Regions from separate parts of the Homo sapiens genome. Here region 1 is linked to region 2. A link is a contact called in ENCODE Hi-C or POLR2A ChIA-PET data. All regions are on one chromosome and are shown on one strand. The core of a region is the stretch at or near the end of the contact, and the rest is flanking DNA. Distances in the headings are between cores, read along the strand shown. Region 1 overlaps LINC00327 (long intergenic non-protein coding RNA 327). Region 2 holds the start of SGCG (sarcoglycan gamma).

Evidence for each region. A loop is a pair of places that touch in the nucleus more often than their neighbours do. ChIA-PET counts read pairs that join two places held with the same protein, here RNA polymerase II (POLR2A).
Region 1: a loop to region 2 is called in a map of gastrocnemius medialis, with 6 times the contacts of the local background. The contact joins the enhancer-like site here to the promoter of SGCG in region 2. A Hi-C loop is called at or near these places in 1 of 168 maps with a recorded cell type or tissue (gastrocnemius medialis). POLR2A ChIA-PET finds 5 or more read pairs at or near these places in 1 of 52 experiments (CD4-positive, alpha-beta T cell).

What each region holds. Positions count from the first base shown.
Region 1 is chr13:23,484,411-23,489,913 of GRCh38, reverse strand. LINC00327 (long intergenic non-protein coding RNA 327) reads right to left here. Exons shown (of 3, transcript NR_038995.1): 3 at 2,450-3,679. Among named protein-coding and RNA genes, the nearest start is that of LINC00327, 18 kb to the right of the region's middle. Within about 2 kb of position 1,298, at least 2 of the 41 ENCODE cell types and tissues checked have a DNase peak (open chromatin) inside an H3K27ac peak, as active enhancers do; they include gastrocnemius medialis, where a contact is called at or near this core.
Region 2 is chr13:23,177,732-23,183,236 of GRCh38, reverse strand. It overlaps SGCG (sarcoglycan gamma), which reads right to left and starts at 2,258. Exons shown (of 8, transcript NM_000231.3): 1 at 2,162-2,258.

The DNA.
Region 1 (5,503 bases), core at 49-2,548, 310 kb before region 2:
GACCTATTTTGCCCTGCCTGGATTGGTTTTAACATCATGTAGATAGTAAGTAACAAACTCATTAAACCATTTCCATTCTTGTCTTAGGGGACAACGTGGTGCCCTCCCCTTTTACATGTTGCTTCTCTTATCAGCTTCACTGGCTTTGTCTACTAACCCCATGCCTGGGGAATTATAAGGAAGGGATTCGGGCACCGTGTTGTCTGCGGCATGAATCTTGCCAGGCTGTGGCTGTCACCAAGGTTATTGGACACTCCTCCCTGAGCAGGACCCACCTGGGAGGCATGCAGATGACAAGTGCCACTCAACCTTTTCCTCAGTGCCTGCTGGGCCCCGTGTGCATGTTCAGGTAATGAGAGGAACCTCGGAGCAAGTGGAGTAAGTGAGTGTGGTCACTCCAACAACAGACCAACCCATGAGAGGTCTGATTTCACGTTAAAATGGGAAATATTTGGTTGAATGGAATTGACGGAAAGGCAGGAATAGCCTTTCTCATTCCCTCATGGATAGAAAAAATGCACAAACCACGTTATCTGTTGGGTTGCATGGAATCGCTCTGACTGTTTTATTACCACCATTCACGTAGCATTTTATGTGAAAGGGAATGCTGGGCGCAGTGGCTTACGCCTGTAATCTCAGCACTTTGGGAGGCCGAGGTGGGTGGATCACCTGAGGTCAGGAGTTCAAGACTAGTCTGGCCAACATGTGGAAACCCTGTCCCTACCAAAAATAATAATAATAATAATAATAATAATAATAATAGTAATAAATTAGCCAGGCGTGGTGGCGGGAGCCTGTAATCCCAGCTACTGGGAGGCTGAGGCAGGAGAATTGCTTGAACTTGGGAGGTGGAGGTTGCTGTGAGCTGAGATTGCGCCACTGCACTCCAGCCTGGGCAACAGGGCACCACTCCGTCTCAAATAAATAAATAAATAAATAAGAAAAAAAGAAAGGGAATGCAGGTGTGAAAGCTTCCGATTCGTCACCTAGCAAAATTACACTGAAAAGTCCCCAAGCTCTTTGAACCAACTGCAAGGTCGTCAGCTTGTAGCCTCAAGTCCTCATGATCTATCCCATTACTTCATATCTCAAAAAGTCTTAATATGTGTTTTCCACAGTGATGGCCTCTCATTGGCCACCATGTCACTCTCACCTCAGGGTAAAGAGGTTGTGTCATGCGGCTTAAAACCTGGGCACATAGATGGTTACTTTGGCAGCGTTCTTATATAAACAGATGAAGACAGCTGATAACATTAGCAACTTCCTGTGTCATCTCGTTTTTCTCGGGCACTTGCTTCTCTGAGATTATTTATGTTTTCTGTATTAGTCCATGGCAACCGCTTAACACAGCTGCACCAAATGTCATTCCCAGAAAGATCAGTTGCTTAGTCTCCTTGCCTCCATTCTATTTTGGGAGTGGCATGGACTTTTGGCGATGCCCAGTTGAGCTCTTGTCCACATCAAGTTATGAGCGGTGGTTTGTAAGAGAGTTTGCCCCTTGGCCTTGGTCTTTAGGAGAAAAAATAAATTCTATTCATTTACTCACATGCCATCATTACTCATATTTAAATTCTAAAAGATTAAAAACAAGAAACATTTTTTTCTGCATTAAGAAATCTAAAGTTTTAAAAAATCTCTAATAATGAACTGAGGTAATACATGCATTGATAAACAAAATGGAAATAGTATAGAAAAACAGAACTGATAAACTGATAAAAACATAACTGATAAACAGCTGCCTCCATTTCACACTTCCTCACCCTAGCAACTCCTAGATCATCCCAGAAAACATTTCTACTTTTATTCCTGTTGGTTGCCTACAGAACTCTAAATAATATATTTTCACATCTCTTCTTTGACCTTTTTAAAAATTAGCCTTTTTTTTTTTTTGAGACAGAGTCTCATTCTGTCACCCAGGCTGGAGTGCAATGGCATGATCTCCGCTCACTGCAAGCTCTGCCTCCCGGGTTCACGCCATTCTCCTGCCTCAGCCTCCCAAGTAGCTGGGATTACAGGTGCCCGCCACCACACCCGGCTAATTTTTTGTATTTTTAGTAGAGACGGGGTTTCACCATGTTAGCCAGGATGGTCTTGATCTCCTGACCTTGTGATCCCCCCGCCTTGGCCTCCCAAAGTGCTGGGATTGCAGGCGTGAGCCACTGCGCCCAGCCTAAAAAATCAGCCTTTTTTTTAACACAGCTTTATTGATGGGTAATGTACATATCATAAAACTCACTAAATGTGTAATGAAATGAATTTTAGCAAAGTTACAGAGTTGTGCAAGCATCCCCACAGCCCAATTTTAGAACACACCTATCACTTCAGAAGATCCCTCTTGACCACTTGCAGTGATTTCACTCTTCAGTCCCAGCCACAGGAATTCCTAATTTCTTTACTGGTTCTATAGATTTGCCTATTGTAGACATTTCATAAAAATGGAAATAACCAATCAAATTCAGACAATATTTATTGACTTTCTGATACAAAAGATAAAGATTTATCTCGCTTATAGAACTGCCTTCCCTGTCTCTATTTTCCCCAATTTTTGGTAATTATATATTATTTTAAAAATTCCTATGTTGGCTTTTTTCTTTTTCAGACGGTCTCACTCTGTCACCCAGGCTAGGATGCAGTGGCGTGATCTCGGCTCACTGCAACCTCCGCCTCCCGGATTCAAGTGATTCTCCTGCCTCAGCCTCCCAAGTAGTTGGAACTACAGATGCACACCACTGCGCCCAGTCAATTTTTGTATTTTTAGTAGAGACGGGGTTTCACCATGTTGGCCAGGCTGGTCTTGAACTCCTGGCTTCAAGTGATCCGTCCGCCTCAGCCTCCCAAAGTGCTGGGATTACAGGCATGAGCCACCGCACCCAGCCTATGTTGGCTATTTTTGTCATTTTAAGCAATATATTCCTTCTATTTGTGTGCGTGTGTGTGTTGTTCCATAAGCCTCTGTCAACGTCTTTTGCCTCCCTTGCTCCATATAAAATGCCTTACATTCCTCCCTCTTTTCCCCTACCCTTATTCATGGAATAACTGTGAATCATTGTTAGGACTTTATTGTTATGAAAGCCAATAATCTTTTATCTTTTATTCTACAACTACAATTAAGTCTTACATGTCTGTAGGTTGATTCTAAAAGTAGAAAACTAGAGCAGCCTTTATGATTTTGTCTACATTGCTCAATGTAGAGCCAGGGCTGTGCCAGGATGCCATTTCCTTCCCTCCATGTCCTGTGCATCTGTCATGGTGCTCCTGGGGCGATGCTACTCACTTCATAGTTAAGCAGGCTCCCTTCCCACATCCTTCATCAAATGCTCCATGTCACAGTAAAATAAGGGTCACACGTGAGCCATTTCTTTATACCTTGTTTTAGATGATTTTTCCTCTAGTTTTAGATGATTTTTTTATCCTTCCTATTGGAAAAGGATAAAAAATCTTAGGAACTTCCATTGTGTCCTAAAATTTATCTGCCTTCCAATCACACTACCATGTGAAGTCCTTCTTCCCCAGAGTCCTTAATTGTTCTGAATTTAAGTGGATTTTCTCTGGGCTGAATGCACAAGCCTTCAGCCTGAGTCTTCTGTTCACTGGGTTCCTGGAGCCAGTGCTAATCTCCAAAATGTGTCCTTTCTTGGTTTCCATCTTCTTTGACTGGAGTATAACCTCCAGTAAACTCCTGGGGAGGGGAAGAAAGGTATGAGAGAGGTGAATTTCCAGTATCGCATCAAATGTATTATTTTCTCTTTCATCATTTATTGTTTGTCTACACCTATTATTGAACTTTCAAAATTGTTTTCCCTCTGAATTGGAGGGTATTGCTTCAATGTTTTCTAACATTTTGTGCTGCTGATAAGAAAACTCTGCTGCAGTCTAGCTCCTGCTCCTTAGCTGCTGGGCTGTTTTTTGCCTTTGTAAGATTTTTAGGATCTTCCATTTATTGTTAGTTACTGTTCTGAAGTTTCACAAAGATGCATTTCAGGCTTCTTTATTTTTATCCTGCTTGGAATTCAACCTCAAGACATAACATTTTTAGTTCTGAGAAAAGTTTTTAAAAAATGATTTTACAAAAATCACACACAGACGCACAGATGATTTCCCTTCATTTCACTGCTCTCTCTTTTAAAAACTCTTGCTGGTCTAATATTAGATATCCTGGATTACTTCTTTCTTGTAGTTTTTAAAAAATATTTTCCTATCTCACTCAGGAAATATACTTTTTCACCTTGTATAAGTTATTTTTTATCAATTTTAAAATAATTTCTTTGAAAGATTTTTTGGGGGGAAGCAATCATATTTTTCATTTCCAAACAATTTTTCTGTTCTCTGATCTCTTTTCAAGACATTCTGTCCTGGTTTTTATGTTTTAAATGAAAAATTACTTGAATCAGATAAATTATTTAAATTCTCCTTTGTCATCTCTAATGACTCAATTCAATTTTCTTTTAAAGAATTACTTTATGGGGGGCTGGGAGGTGGCTCATGCCTGTAATCCCAGCACTTTGGGAGGTCAAGGTGGGCGGATCACTTGAGGTCAGGAGTTTGAGACCAGCTTGGCCAACATGGCAAAACCCCATCTCTACTAAAAATACAAAAATTAGCTGGGCATGGTGGCAGGCACCTGTAATCTCAGCTACTCGGGAGGCTAAGGCCTGAGAATCACTTGAACCTGGGAGGTGGAGATTGCAGCGAGCGGAAATCACGCCATTGCACTCCAGCCTCGACAACAGACTGAGACTACGTCTCAAAAAAAAAAAATTCTCATCTGTTATCTGAATATTTTTCTTTTTCTGGTTTTTTTCTTTTTCTTCTCTTCAAGGTCACTTGCTCTGTTTACTTTCTTTTTTTTCTTTTCTTTTCCTTTCTTTTTTTTTTTTGAGATGGAGTCTCGCTCCCATCATGTAGGTGGAGTGCAGTGGCATAATCTTGGCTCACTGCAACCTCCACCTCCTGGGTTCAAGCGATTCTCCTGACTCAGCCTCCCAACTAGCTGGGATTATAGGCATGCGCCACCACACCCAGCTAATTTTTGTATTTTCAGTAGAGATTGGGTTTTGCCATGTTGGTCAGGCTAGTCTCGAACTCCTGACCTCAGGTGATCCACCTGCCTTGGCCTCCCAAAGTGCTGGGATTACAGAAGTGTGCCACTGCACCCTGCCTGACTTTTTTCTGAATTTGTTTGCTGATCCTTTCTTTTGTTTTTCAAGGTCTTAAAAACTTTTCTTTTGAGCTATTGACAGCTTTAACAATTTAGTACACTCCTGTGAACAAAATTTGGAACACATTTGTTTCTCTCTACCTGATTTCTCCAGAATTGTAAAGTACTTGCGAGTATTCTTAACTTACAGCAACACAGTTATTTGCATAAGTGCAATAAGAATCTGTTTTCATTTTAACAGGATGCAATTGGAGAAATTGGTTCTTTTACCAAGGCTTTGACTGGAATGGTGTGCTTTCCTTTAAGGAATCAAACTTGACTTATAGAGCCAATAAGACCTTGGAA
Region 2 (5,505 bases), core at 1,009-3,508:
GAAGTCAGAAACTTTCTAATTGCCTTATATAGACTAAATTTGATACTTGTTAAAATGGTAGCTGCTACAATGCAACTCCTCTCACCTTACAAATGAAGAAACTGAGACATAGAAATTAAGTAATTCACACAAGGTCAAATGGCAGTCTGGCTCCATAGCCTAAACTTTTAATCATAGCCTCTTCATTGATGTTAGACTTTCCAGAGATGTTTCTCAAGTAAAATTAATTGAGCATTTTAAAAACAGAGTTAAAGAAGTCACGAAGGTGAAGCTAGGTTTTAAGGTACTCTTCACTGCCGCCTCCACTGCCCTTAATCCATTCTCCATGTCAACTGCAGTGATCCTTCCAAAGCACCCATGTGACTGGGCTGCTCTCCTTTTCTAGAGGTTCAAAGGTCTCACTGGTGCTTAGGATGAAGCACAAACGCCTTTGGGCACAGCAAGCCCTCCTGTCCCCATTCCTCAGTGGTCCTACCCACCAGTCATACTGAAGTCGAGCAGGCAGTGAGATTTTCACAGGTTCTGAGAAAAGTCTTGAGACCTTTACCATTCACAAATTACTAAATACTCCTGTACCAGTGTTCCCATAAAACTATCTACAGCATAACATATAAAATTAAAAATGAAGCTGGAATCCAAAATGGCCAAAGTAGCAAGTGATGGATCCTGCAATCCTCATGAGAACGTCGTAGAACTATCTGGCCCTGCAGTAGGTCTGGAGAAGAATAAAGCCAGACAGGTGCTATAGAGGCTGAGAGAAGGGGAGGGAGGGAGGGAGAGACAGGAAGGTGTCATGAAGGTCAAGGTGGGTTCTGAAGGAGCAGGAGAGTAGCAGAGTCATCCTCAGGACGCTGTAGTTTCTCCCCTCCCACTGGGAAACCACAGCCCTGGTGCCTCAAGCTGAGAAGACACAAGCGCTGTGATGAGCCACAGATTAGGGAGTGGAGGGAGATCCTCAGGCCCTATAAGTTATGCAAAACTGAACACATTGGGAACCCACTATAATTTACAACTATCATTTAATTTTTAATGCAATTTAATAACAACTTAGTTTAATGACTAGCAAGTACATTTTTTAAAGGACAATATGGAACAATTTCATTTTCCGCATTTTAACTGCAAGCTTAGCTGATATCTTTTGGACACCTGAATTTGTTAGTCTTTGGAATGCTATATCTAACTACATTGAAATGCTACTTTTCATTTGTCTTTGAAAGACAATCTGAAATGAATCCTAGAACCTATAAAACGAACCCCAACTTGTAGCATTACTTTTTAAATTCCACAAAGGTGCCTTTTTGTACCTACAAAATGTTTGCAAGAAAATAAGCAAAAAACAAACGGTGTATTCCGTAGTTCGTTTTTGTACTGGTCTGCTGGCAAATCTTTCAGTCAGCTGAGTTATATTTTTCCGTATTATTTTTTTCTAATCCTTCCTTTAAAAAAATTGTGTTTGCTAGTTGTCATGTATTAATTTAGAAAACGCAAAGAAAGAACTCATAACTTCAGTAAGCTGAAGCATTAGCACATGTGTACTTTTACCCCACTTATGTTTATTTTTTCATACATATTTTGAGCAGTATTTTATATTTTCCAGATTTAGGGAAAGAAACATTCTTCCCTTTTCACTCCAAAAATAGTGAAGGAGTCAGGTTGCTATTTTGCTCTTGTTTTGTTTATTTCCAACTTATAAAACCACTGGACTTTTGTTGTCATTCATTTTAGTTTATTTCTTAGTGTCTATAACAAAACTATCAAGAAAATCTAAAGCAAATGTAATTCTACCACTAAAGTTTAAGAGCAGAATTAGAAGTAGGTGATCTTAAAGATAATACTTTGTTTAAATTAACTACAGGATCCAATTCAATGCCCAATAATACAGAAATGCTACCTTTGGCATTCTACAAATTAAAAATGTTAGAAATATAGGATTATGCTAAAAATATGTAGCATATTTGTAGTCAGAATAACTTAGTTGAAATGAGAATTTCATTGATACTTGATATGTCATTATGTTGTGATACACCAATTTATTCAACATTATTTTAAATTTATTATTATGCCACCAAAGAAGAAAGAATATTAAGAAACCTCTTAAGCGTTTGGTTTTTAGGTAGTACTTTGTACTGATATAAAATCTAAGTTAAAACTGAGCACTTACCTTAGATATTAAGAAAAGCACACTGGCGAATGAACTACAGCTGGCCCGAGCTCTACCACAGACAGAATGTTTCAAACTTTTCTATGACTTACAGAATGAGAGCAAAGGATGAAGCTTCAGCAACTGTCCCTGGAGAAAGGGCTCTCACGAGTTTCGCCCTGTCTCATGTTTCATCCCCTCACATTAGCAACAGACGTGTCTAATTTTACTCAGTGACATAAACAGTTCATACCACACTTAAAATTTTTTGGGCACCAATTCCAGGACACAGCTCTTCGCATGCCAAAAACAAACCAAAACAAACAAACAAACAAGAAACCAAACTCTTCTTCTTACAAAACCAACTTTCCAACATTTAAACCCTAAAGCATGATAGTTTAATGTAATTATAACTTTCTTAAAAAAACTTTACCTCAAACAAACAGCAGAAAACTTCTAAGACTGGTTTCCATTAGAAACTAATGTTGATAAAATTTTACGAAAAATCTCTTCAAATTAACATGCAAGTTAGAACTTGTGACTATTACCTATATACTAGTCTCATCCAAATGAACGGCATATTACCATGTAACAGTGACTCTTTAAAAATCACTTTCCCTAAGCCTCTTTAAGTGAAAAACTTTTAACATCTGAGGAGAAAATCTTAAACAAAGATCACCATAATAGAAGGTAAACAAACTCTGCATGTTAAAATTATGACAGTTCTTTTCTAGTAAACTAACATTTCTATTGTGTTTAACAAATTATGTGAATGTAACAAATGTGACCTTAAATTGTCTTTATGTTTATTTAAGAGTAATTAGGTCATTCCATTTTATAAGGTGTAAAGACAACAGAATAAATATCGAACTTCTGAATAATTTTAATATTTTATTTTGCATTATTTTTATGTGACCTGGTTTGCAGCAGGATTAAAACTTACTAAATTATATACTTCATATTTGCATTTTAGTACTAAACCTTGAATATAAGAAGCAGTGCCTTAGTATACATGCACACAGAGATGGGAACAATCAGATACTGGGGCCTGCTTGAGGAAGGAGGGAGGGAGAAAGGTGGGGTTCGGAAAACTGTCTATCGGGTACTGGGCTTACTACCTGGGCGATGAAATTATTTGTACATCAAATCCTGGTGATATGCAATTTATCTGTGTAACAAACCTGCACATGTACCCCTCGAACCTGAAATAAAAAATGAAGAAAAAAAGGAGCAATGCAATAACAATGCATATGCTTCATTCTCATTTTATTTTCTTCTCAGGAGACTTTTCTCTTCATTCTGCTTATTTATACTCTACCATAATTTCTTTTGAAATTTGATACTTCTATCATACCAGCAGCTGCAGGCCTTAAATTACAAGCTGATACAGCTTCAAATAATCTTACATTTGTAAGACATTTTAAAACCTTTCATGAATTCTCTGCACATTAGTACTTCTACTTTGGGAATTCAGCTAGACATAAAATTATAGGACAACTATCAATTTTAAACAAAAATAATATATTAAACAATAATGATATGAAATGTATTTTTGTATGAGTGTATGTCTGAAAAGTCAAAGTCTGAAACTGCTAACTCAATATTCTGATTGAAATGTCATGCATGTAAAGGTTACAATTGAGATACCTCTTCATCAATCGTAAATTGGTTTTGTTGCAATGAACTTTTCAGTGTTTTGGGAACTGCTTTGTAAAAATGTTAGTCAGGTGATGTGTTTGATCCCCACTCATATTTACAGATTCATTTAATACTATCCACACCTATGTTTAGTAGGGCAGAAGAATCACATAAAGAAGCCTTTGATTTTATCAGTTAGTTGAAATTATTAAAGCAAGACCTTCAGTTTGTAATGTAGGCAGCTTAAGTTTGTAACTCACACACACACATTTTGAAATGTTCTCAAAGGAATCATAATACTTTAAAGCTCCAAGAGACCTTAAAGAAATCTAGTCTAACAGTCATTTAGGTGTAAAATAATTTGTTCCAGATTACAAAGCTAGTAAGCCTATGGGTAGAAGTGACTTTGAAAGTCCTTAGGCCTAATTTGGTGCTTGGGTGCTCCACTGTAAACGTGCTCCAACCATGGTCCTACGAACCTATGGGGACCTTTCTGGCTTCCCCCTCATTCTCCCTCTGCTTCCATTTTTGACTACTGCAGTCATCAGTTAGCGCTGACCTTTCTTCCTGACACCATCTCATCAAGCTCTTCCTTCAGTTTGGGCATTGATAACCCTGTTTCTGGCTTAAGTGGTTGGGTTCGGGGGATCACTTTCAGAACCAGTGAAAACAAGGAATTTCAGTAGTGATGTCGTCAGTTTTGGAGAAATCATTTCTATTTTGAGATGAAGTAAGAGGTGAGGTTATCTGTAGAGAGAGAATGTGGAAATAGGGGAATGAGAAAGTTCAACATTTGAAAATAACGGAGTATTTTAATGATTTGGGTTGTCAATTGACTAGTGAAACATATTAGGCCATGTCCAAGGCCCAAATGAAGTTATAAATATATGGATAGTAGTCTCATTTTAATAGTTCTCATGACGTTATAAGCTAACTGCAGTCATGGATTACTGTGACTAAATCCCTCAAAACTGCTCAGCCTTTCCTCCAATACAACACGCATTGTCTCCCCACAATTCCTCCAATACAACACCCACTGCTCTTTTGTCCATCTTTCCTTCCTCGGTTGACGATGCCATCCCCCAGAATGTCACAGAAGACAGACTTAGGGCTCTCCCTCACTCACCAGTCTACCAGTCACTAACTTCAGTGGATTCCCTCTGCAGAACCTCCTGCTCTGCTTGCCTTCCCTCCTTGCTCCTGCCTGACTTGGAGATTCACCTTCTCTGGCATCACCTATTGCTATAGCCAAGTACCTACTTCCTCTGCTTCCGGGAACTGCCAGCCCCCATCCTACACACCTAGGGACTGCCAGAGGAATGATGAGAACAGGTAATTCTGTCCATATCACTCCTTGGCCTAAAGCCCTTCATCAAGCCTCCAGGTGCAGGACCAAGTTCTTGACCTGACACACATGCCTTCAGTGATGGGCCCTGTTCATCTCTTCTGTGCCTTGTCCTGGGGAGTTTGGAATCACAAAAGTGACAATGCCCTTGGGTGCCTGGCTATCTTTGACTAGGGTTACCTCCCATCTTTTTCTACTGATGAACTATAATTTAACTTTTAAAAGTCTGCTCACAGGCCGGGCGTGGTGGCTCATGCCTGTAATCCTAGCACTTTGGGAGGCCAAGGTGAGCAGATCACTTGAGGTCAGGAGTTCAAAACCAGCCTGGCCAACGTGATGAAACCCCACCTCTACTAAAAATACAGAAAAAAAAAAATAGCCG